3 separate regions of the Homo sapiens genome follow, and regions 1 and 2 are each linked to region 3. The links are chromatin contacts, found by Hi-C or POLR2A ChIA-PET in ENCODE. All regions are on one chromosome and are shown on one strand. Each heading gives the region's core, a stretch centred on a gene start or an enhancer-like site at or near the end of the contact. The rest is flanking DNA. Distances are from core to core; before and after follow the strand shown. Region 1 holds the start of UCP3 (uncoupling protein 3). Region 2 holds the start of DNAJB13 (DnaJ heat shock protein family (Hsp40) member B13). Region 3 holds the start of PGM2L1 (phosphoglucomutase 2 like 1).

What was found. Hi-C counts contacts between places; a loop is a spot of excess contacts on that map. ChIA-PET counts read pairs that join two places held with the same protein, here RNA polymerase II (POLR2A). Pooled maps may share reads with other maps.
Region 1: a pooled map shows a loop between it and region 3 (5-fold over the local background). The contact joins the promoter of UCP3 here to the promoter of PGM2L1 in region 3. A Hi-C loop is called at or near these places in 2 of 50 pooled maps. POLR2A ChIA-PET finds 5 or more read pairs at or near these places in 3 of 52 experiments (AG04449, T-cell and activated T-cell).
Region 2: a pooled map shows a loop between it and region 3 (5-fold over the local background). The contact joins the promoter of DNAJB13 here to the promoter of PGM2L1 in region 3. A Hi-C loop is called at or near these places in 1 of 168 maps with a recorded cell type or tissue (endothelial cell of umbilical vein), 3 of 37 single-sample maps with no recorded cell type and 10 of 50 pooled maps. POLR2A ChIA-PET finds 5 or more read pairs at or near these places in 2 of 52 experiments (WTC11 and naive thymus-derived CD4-positive, alpha-beta T cell).

What each region holds. Positions count from the first base shown.
Region 1 is chr11:74,007,633-74,010,343 of GRCh38, reverse strand. UCP3 (uncoupling protein 3) reads left to right here and starts at 1,259. Exons shown (of 7, transcript NM_003356.4): 1 at 1,259-1,366. RefSeq lists an enhancer at 1,011-1,650 and a silencer at 1,784-1,964.
Region 2 is chr11:73,949,428-73,952,362 of GRCh38, reverse strand. DNAJB13 (DnaJ heat shock protein family (Hsp40) member B13) reads right to left here and starts at 1,337. Exons shown (of 8, transcript NM_153614.4): 1 at 1,226-1,337. The coding sequence starts at 1,293.
Region 3 is chr11:74,396,943-74,399,856 of GRCh38, reverse strand. PGM2L1 (phosphoglucomutase 2 like 1) reads left to right here and starts at 1,424. Exons shown (of 14, transcript NM_173582.6): 1 at 1,424-1,806. The coding sequence starts at 1,696. It overlaps MIR548AL (microRNA 548al), which reads right to left and starts at 620; the gene lies at 524-620. RefSeq lists enhancers at 440-1,060, 960-1,329, 1,061-1,682, 2,774-2,914.

The sequences.
Region 1 (2,711 bases), core at 10-2,509, 390 kb after region 3:
ATCACCTGGGGCCCGATTCAGCTGTGCCCAGCCCTTACTCTGAGTGCCCACAGATGGAGCCTCCAGTAGCTTCTGTGGGGCACCCTTCCACCAGGTCCCAGCTCCCTTGGCTCCAGCAGTGTCCATGCTAAAGCCTCCAAGTGTCATGTTGGAGAGAATGGTGGTCACAGTAGATAAGCCCAAAATGCCTTACAGTTTACAGGCTGGAGTCAGGCCCCGCCACGTGCTGGCTACATGACTTCCCTGAGATTCCATTTCCTCCTCAGTAAAATAAGTGGTAAGATTTTAGGATCCCCAGCACTAAAAAGAAACGAAATACTGATACAGGCTCCAACATGGATGAATTTTGAAAGCATTACTATACTAAGTGAAAGAAGCCAGTCACAAACAAGCACATATTGGATGATTCCATTTCTAGGAAGTGTTCAGAACAGGCAAATTTATAGAGACAGAAAGTAGATTGATTAGTGGTTGCCTGAGGCTGGGGAGCGGGGGAAGGGAGGTGACTACCAATGTGTATGGAGTTTTTCCAGGGTGAGAGGGTGATGAAAATGTTCTAAAATAGATTGTGTTGATGGTTGTGCCACTCAGAATATACTAAAAACCATTTGAATTGTGCACTTGAAACAGATGAATTGTACGGTATGTGAATTCTATATCAATAAATCTGTAATTTAAAAAAAAAAAATTAGGTCGGGTGCAGTGGCTCACACCTATAATCCCAGCACTTTGCCAGACTGAGGCAGGAGGATCACTTAAGCCCAGGAGTTCAAGACCAGCCTGGGGAACACAGCAAGACCTCGTCTCTACTAAAAAATTTTAAATTACAAAAAAAAAAAGTAAAAAAAATAGAATCCTAATAGTACCTATCTCATAGGATTGTGGAAAATAGTAGTAATGTATGTAAAATATTTAGCACATAGTAGGCACAAAGAAATGACATTATTATTAAGAGACCTGGGAGAGCTGTGCCCAGCCTATCGTGGGAGGCCTTGACCTTTGGACTCAAAAGTGGCAGCAGGTCCACCCCCCCATACACCCTTGTCACCAAGGAAGCGTCCACAGCTTAAAGGAGCTATATTAAAGCACCCCAAGTCAAGAGGACTGAACCAGATCTGGAACTCACTCACCTCCCCTCTCACCTCACTGCCCTCACCAGCCAGCCTCTTGTCAAGTGATCAGGCTGTCAACCAACTTCTCTAGGATAAGGTTTCAGGTCAGCCCGTGTGTATAAGACCAGTGCCAAGCCAGAAGCAGCAGAGACAACAGTGAATGACAAGGAGGGGCCATCCAATCCCTGCTGCCACCTCCTGGGATGGAGCCCTAGGGAGCCCCTGTGCTGCCCCTGCCGTGGCAGGACTCACAGGTAAGACCCCTTTCTCCTCCCTCATCCCTTCCCCTCTCCCTCTCCCTTCTCCTTGTTCTCCCTTTCATTGGAGGCTTTCAGAGAGCAGCCCCGAGCAGTCAGGGCTCACTAGCTGCAGCTTGTCAGACCTGATAGAGATTCAGTCCAGCCGCCACCTTATGAAAAGGGAGCTGTGGCCTTGATGAGGGTACTGTGGCAGGGCTGGGGCTTGAACCCAACACCCGTGTCACTCACTCAAGACTCACACCCCCTTTGCCTTGCTGGCTGCCTCTGGTGGGATTTTGCAAATCCCCATAGACAGGAAGTGGCTTTCTTCTTTGCCTGCCCCAGAATCTCTGCGATTCCTCCAGAGCATAAATCCCTCTCTTTCCATGAGGACCCTGGGGCCCTCTTCCTGAGTAGGGATGACAGGGGCACTTCTGACCTGAGGCGTGGTCCAGGTCATTTGCTGGGAGCTTTACAGAGCCCATGGTCTCTGCCCAGACGGCTTCTTCAGTGGGCTGCTGTGAAGGCTTTGCCGGGAGGGTGGGTTGGAGTTGGGGAGGCAACTGGTGTTGGGTAGGATGTCTCAAAATGGGGTCCTCTTCCCCTGCTTCAGAGCTACCACAGGGAGTTTTCCTAATGCAGATTCCTAGGCCCCACCCCAGACCTAAATCAGGATCTCTGGGGCTGAGAGCTGAGAATCTGCTCTGTAAACAAGCAGCTCAAGGGATCCTTGGCTCTCCCTGAAGTCTGAGACTCTCTGGGCAGTGAAACAGGCGCAGCTTCAGATGTCAGACAAACGTGGGCACCAATCTCAGCTCCAGCACTTCAGCTGTATGACTAGCAAAAGCCCTGGAAGCCTCAGGTCCCTGGTTTACGAAATGAGAATAATAATAGCAACTACTTGTAGCCTTATGAAGGGATCAAATCAGTCAGTGTCTGTAAAGCCCTCAGCACGGTATCTGGTGCAAGAAGCAACCAGCAAACATTAATGGACCATGCTGACTAGAACATCCCATCCCTCAGGAGCCCCAGCAGAGCTACAGTAATGAGGGTTCCACTTTTGACTTCTTCCTCCACTGGCCAGTGGCAAAAGGCTGCCGGCTGCTAGGGGTCTAGGAGAGTCTGGAGTGAATTGGGAAGAAGATTGGGGAGTGCTGGCCTCAAGGCACCTCCTACCTGTGCCCACCACTGTGGCTTTCCCTCCTCCCGCAGCTTGACTACTGAAAGTTCTAGAGCCCCAAGGTGGGCTTTTGACCTGAGTCTGTGTCCATCCATTCCATTTTCCATGAGTGGCTAAGAACTGCCCCTCTTGTCAAGTGATCACGCTGAGGCCAAGAGTTCAAGACCAGAATAGGCAACA
Region 2 (2,935 bases), core at 88-2,587, 450 kb after region 3:
CTACACACTCAAAACATACACCTATTGTCACTGCCTAACTTAATTGATTGAGTTATCCTGGACTCCTCTTTTCTTCACCCTCCAGTGATCCACTTAATTACCAAGTCCATTCCCTCCCCTTTCTCTGGCCTCATCTTTTGCCTTGATTACCACGAACAGCCTCCTAAAGGGTCTCTCTCCTTCCAAGATAACTTCCACAGCCCCCCATACTTCCTCTTCTGTAACACTCATCACAGTTGTGGTGACTTATTCAACATCTATTCAGCAACAAAATCTAGCTGCATGAGGTAAGGGAGTGTCGATGTCGGATTCCGACATTTATCTCCAGCTGCTACCACTGCAGCAGGAGTGAAGTACCCTCTCAACCCTTGTGGTAGACGCTCAATAAATATTTGTTAAAAAAAAAAACATGTTTTTGGCCAGGTGCGGTGACTCACACCTATAATCCCAGCACTTGGGAAGGCTGAGGCGGGTGGATCACCAGAGGTCGGGAATTTGAGACCAGCCTGACCAAAAAGGAGAAACCCCATCTCTACTAAAAATACAAAATTAGCTGGGCATGGTGGTGCATGCCTGTAATCCCAGCTACTTGGGAAGCTGAGGCAGAAGAATCGCTTGAACCCAGGAGGTGGAGGTTGCGGTGAGCCGAGATCACGCCATTGCACTCCAGCCTGGGCAACAAGACCAAGACTCCGTCTCAAAACAAAAAACAAAAACATGTTTTCAGAAAAATGTACTGACTCCTGTTGTAGGCTTTCTTAGGAACGAGCCAGAACGTCCTTAAGATCCGATGGAAGTATTCAGGAATGTAGTTTAGTCAATGCTGAAAACCTCCATCATGGCCAGAATTGAATTTAAAACATCCATCTGGCCTGGCCACTCCCTTGTTCACAAGCCTCTGGTTCTCCATAATATTCAAGATAAAGTTCAAATGGCTCCTTTGTCCCCACTTCATTGCTGGGAAAAGCAAGGCACCCAGGAGAGGATATAGGGCATGGAGCATAAAGGGAGATGGGTTGGGAGCAGATTGAGGAACTAAAGAGTTCAAATTTCCAACCTGGGCCCTGACCCAGACCAAAGCCAGGATACAGGTATGCAAGAAGTGAAAGGAGGAACAAGGTTTACCTTGTCTGCGCTAAGCTGTGCAGGAAAGCTCGTTTTGGAAGAGAAGAGGGCAGGGCCTGCCCCAGCACACCCCTAAGGCCTGGCTCCCACCCCAACTTACGCCTGCTTGATCTGGGCATCCTCTGAATTGCGAGTGATCCCGAGCACAGAGTAATAATCCTGGCCCATGGCTGGCTAGCTGGCAGTCAGGCCCTGGATAGTCCTCAGACTCTAGCAAGGCTGTTAGTTGGCTTCCTTGGTTGCTCCTGACAACCGCACAGGTGCACTCTGGGAGTTGTAGTCCCACTTCCCTAAACAAATTTCAGCTCTGCCACAGAGAGGAGTCAGTGAAAGGACTGGGGGAGAGCTGGGGCTGATTCTGCGACCCTGTGAAAGGTCACTCAACTCGGAAATTGAAGACTCACAGGGCTCTGTTTTATTTTGTTTTTGTTTTTAAAGAGAGCAGTAATTAGTTTTAATAAAAAGGTTTTAGAAGAAATGCATTTGGCTAATTTTTTAAAAATACATTTATTTTAGAACAGTTTTAGAGTTTAGAAAAGTTGAGAAGACAGTACAGAGAGTTCCCATATACCTCACATCCACATTCTCCTATTTTATTATTATTATTATCATTATCATGTTTTTGAGACAGGGTCTTCACTCTGTCACCCAGGCTGGTGGGCAGTGGCAGGATCACACCTCACTGCAGTCTCAACCTCCCAGGCTCAAGGGATTCTTCCACCTCAGCCTTCCAAGTAGCTGAGACACAGGCGTGCACTACCATGCCTGGCTAATTTTTGTATGTTTTGTAGAGATGGGGTTTCACCATGTTGCCCAGACTGGTCTTGAACTCTTGGGCTCGGCTTGGCCTCCCAAAGTGCTGGGATTACAGGTGTGAGCCACTGCATTCACATTCCCCTATTATTAACATCTTACATTAGTATGGTACATTTGTCACAAATAATGACCAATATTGATACATTATTATTAACTAAAATCCACATTTTATTCAGATTTACTAGTTGTTTTAACCTAATATCTTATTTCTGTTCCGGACCCCATCCAGGATGCCACGTTACACTTAGCTGTTGCATCTCCTCTGGTGCCTCCTGACTGTGACAGTTTCTCAGACTTTCCATGTTTTTGATGACCTTGACAGTTTAAGTAATAATGGTCAGGTGTTTTGTAGAATGTCCTGCAATTGGAATTTGTTTGGTGTTTTTCTTTTTGTTTGTTTGTTTTTGTTTTTTGAGATGGAGTCTCACTCCATCGCCCAGGCTGGAGTGCAGTGGCACAATTTCAGCTCACTGCAACCTCTGCCTCCCGGGTTCCAGCGATTCTCCTGCCTCAGCCTCCCAAGTAGCTGAGATTACAGGCATGTGCCACCATGCCCGGCTAATTTTTGTTATTTTTACTAGAGACGGGGTTTCACCATGTTGGCCAGGCTGGTCTCAAACTCCTGACCTCAAGTGATCCACCCACCTCAGCCTCCCAAAGTGTTGGGATTACAGGCGTGAGCCACCGCGCCAGCCCTCCTTCCCCACTTGCTGTATTGCACTCTTTGGAAGGCAGTCACTGTGCGGCCCACCCTTACAGTGAGGGAGTTATGCTCCACCTCTCTGAGTACAGCAGAGCCCTGTTTTCCATGCACATCCCAAATCCAACTGGTCACCAAGCTCAGTCCATTCTGCTTCCTAGACAACCTCTCAAGCCCAGCTCCTCTGCTCTTCCTCCTCATAATCAGGGCCCAGCTCTGGATTCATCTTTCAGCAAGACCACAACAACTTCCTCGCGGGCCTGCCTGCCTTGTCTCTGTTCTGCAAAGCCCACA
Region 3 (2,914 bases), core at 175-2,674:
GTAGTTTGAATTTTATTATGGTAAATGGCACTTTAAAGGAAATAAAGTAATACTTTGAACTTAATATGTCTTTTATCTGTGAACCTCAAAGCAGCCTAATGCCATTTATTAAGTTACTGTACAGCCATGATGTAAATATTATCATACCTTCCTTACAAAAAAGCTGACTAGGGAAAGAGTTGTAATGTACTTGCCCAAAATCATAGCCATTCTAAGAAGGCCAAACCAAGAAACGGAGGAGTAGCTAGGTGGCTGACAGGTCAGCACTTCTCAGCATTTCCCAGACCTCAACTTAGGTGAGCTTTCCATAGGAGAGACGGCTAAGAAGTAACGGAAGACTATTTCAATTTGGGTGAACCAATTTCCTTTTCCTCCGTATTCCCATTACCATTGCTCTTGGTATCTTGTGATGCTTATACATTCTTATATTTAGGTTAAATGCCGACCATCTTCCCTCAACAACTTCCTTATCTATTTTCCAGTAATCTTGTTCTCCCTACCTCCTAGTTTACTATAGCAGCAGAGATATTAGATTGGTACAAAAGTCATTGCCGTTTTTGCCATTACTTTTAATGCCATTATTTTTAATGGCAAAAACAGCAATTACTTTTGCACCGACCTAATAAAATAACTGCCAGCTGAGGGGATCTGAAATGAGATTGGAACCCTAGTTTGACCGCTCACGAACTCGGCCTCTTAGGAGAGGTGTCTCAGGGAGTCAGTTTCTTCTTTGTGTGTGAAACGGAAAAGGACTACGCCCCTGTACCTTACTGAGGGATTGAGGCGATAGAACGCGATTCGTAAACTGCACAGCACTAAACGGATACCACTTTGTCCCCTTACTATGTCATTCCTTGTTTAATTTAATGCCAGGGCCACACAGCGCAGCATAACTAATAGGGATAGGGCGTGTCTGTAGGGAACTACCTCGAGGTAGATCTTTTTCTTTTGAGGAAAGGGGGAACGCGGAGCTGCTGGGAGTCGTAGTCTCGGCGGCGGTCTCCGCTGAGCTCAGACAAAGGAAAGAACTACAACTCCCGTGAGGCAGTGCGCGGACAGCTCGCACTGCCCCTCCTCCCCCAACCGGCGCGTGCCCCCAAGAGAAACTGGGGGCCTGCGCGCGCGCTGGGGACCTGCAGGGCAAGCGCAAAGGCAGCTTGCTAGTGGTAGCCGTGAGAGCAGATCGAGGAAAGGAGACCCTTGGCAAATTAAAAAATAAAAAGAACCGTGCACTATTGCCTCACCACCCGGACGGGCTGTAAACCCCCACTACTTCGGAGGCGTGGGGAGCGCGCTCCCGGGCTCCAGTCTAGAACTTCGGGGACTTAAATCAGCAAGGGCGGGAAGGGGCGGGGCCTAAGGCGCGGGGCGGGGCCGTAGGCGGGGCGGGCGGCGGCGGCGGCGGCGGAGCCAGGACCCAGACATCTGGGACTGTTGTTCTCTCGCGGCGCGACCGCCTCAGTCACTTCGCCCAGAGACCCGGACCTGGTCCGCTGGGGAGCAGGCGGCCATAAACCCCCTCTCTCCCGGTTCCCTGACGCCGCGGCAGGAGCTGTTACGAACACCCTGCGGTTGGTCTCCGATGCCCTTCAGTGAGGTGGGGACGCCTGGACCCTGGTGAGCGAACCCCAAGCCACCCCCCACCCCAACTCAGTGTCTTCGCCGGCCCCCGGCCCGTACGCCTGTCTGGTCGCCATGGCTGAAAACACAGAGGGGGATCTGAACTCCAACCTGCTCCACGCCCCCTACCACACCGGGGACCCTCAGCTGGACACGGCCATCGGGCAGTGGCTCCGCTGGGATAAGGTGGGTACCTGGTCAGCCCGGCAAACGCCGTCGCCTCCCCCACACAGTCTGCTCTTTCCTGTGCCCACCCAGCGCCCCGCGGGCTGCAGAGGAGATGGCTCGGGACACCGAGCGGGGGGCAGCGGAGCAGGGCGTTGCCACCCACCTATGCGTGGGGTTGCTCCTTCGGACTGCCAGAGCCGGGCGGCAACATCTGCATCGCTTCCTTCTGCAGTGCTCTCAATTGTAACCTCCCTTCCTCTTCTTTACCCTCTTTCCTTTCAAGTGCTGTCTTCCCTCTTTCTTCAAAAAAAAAAAAAAAAAAATCATCATCATTGTAAGTTATACCCTAAACAACGATTTCCTTTCCCTTTTTCTCCCTTGACTTCCTTCTCCACATACCTGAAAGTGGTTTCTGGCACCCTTACTGGGCGTTTCTAACCGCTATCCGCTTTAGTTCTGGTCTGGTGTGTTTCCTCCTTCTGTCGCTAGGTAGTTGCTGGCCTTTTATCACTCCCTGGTATTGTCTAGTATCACCTTTTGCTGTTGGGAAAGGCAAGGCGCTTACCTCTTCTTTCTCCTGCTGGCAGCTATTTTCTGGAATTAATCTGTTCAAGGAATCGTGTTTTCCAGGTTTCATGTGGTACTCTTAATACAGGATTGTTTTTGCCTTAACCATTACTTCTCTACCAACACCTCCCCACCCACCCTCCGCCCCCACCTCCAAGTTGTGGTGGTAATTAAACCTCGTGCGGGCATTTGGGATGAATTTGTGACAATCAGAATTAAAATGCAGCTATCTTACTTGTAAAAGAGGTCCCTGGTAGCTCCAACAGAGGAAGATAATCCAAGCTTTTGCTTTGTCAAGTGCGTAAAATACCTTTGTTGAAGTAGAGAAGGCAGCACATTTAAAATGGAATTAATGACACTGAATTAAGGAATTTGTATGGTAGTATGTGACATTATGTTGTACAAATGAATTTCCTTAAGGCTTCACTTTCTGAAAGTTTTGTTTTTACTTTATTCATTCATTCATTCAGCAAAAAAATATTGAATGCTGAGTGCGTGTTTTAGGTCTTGTTAGACCCAGGAAATACTTGTGAGGAAAATAGAAAGGGTTCCTGCCCTC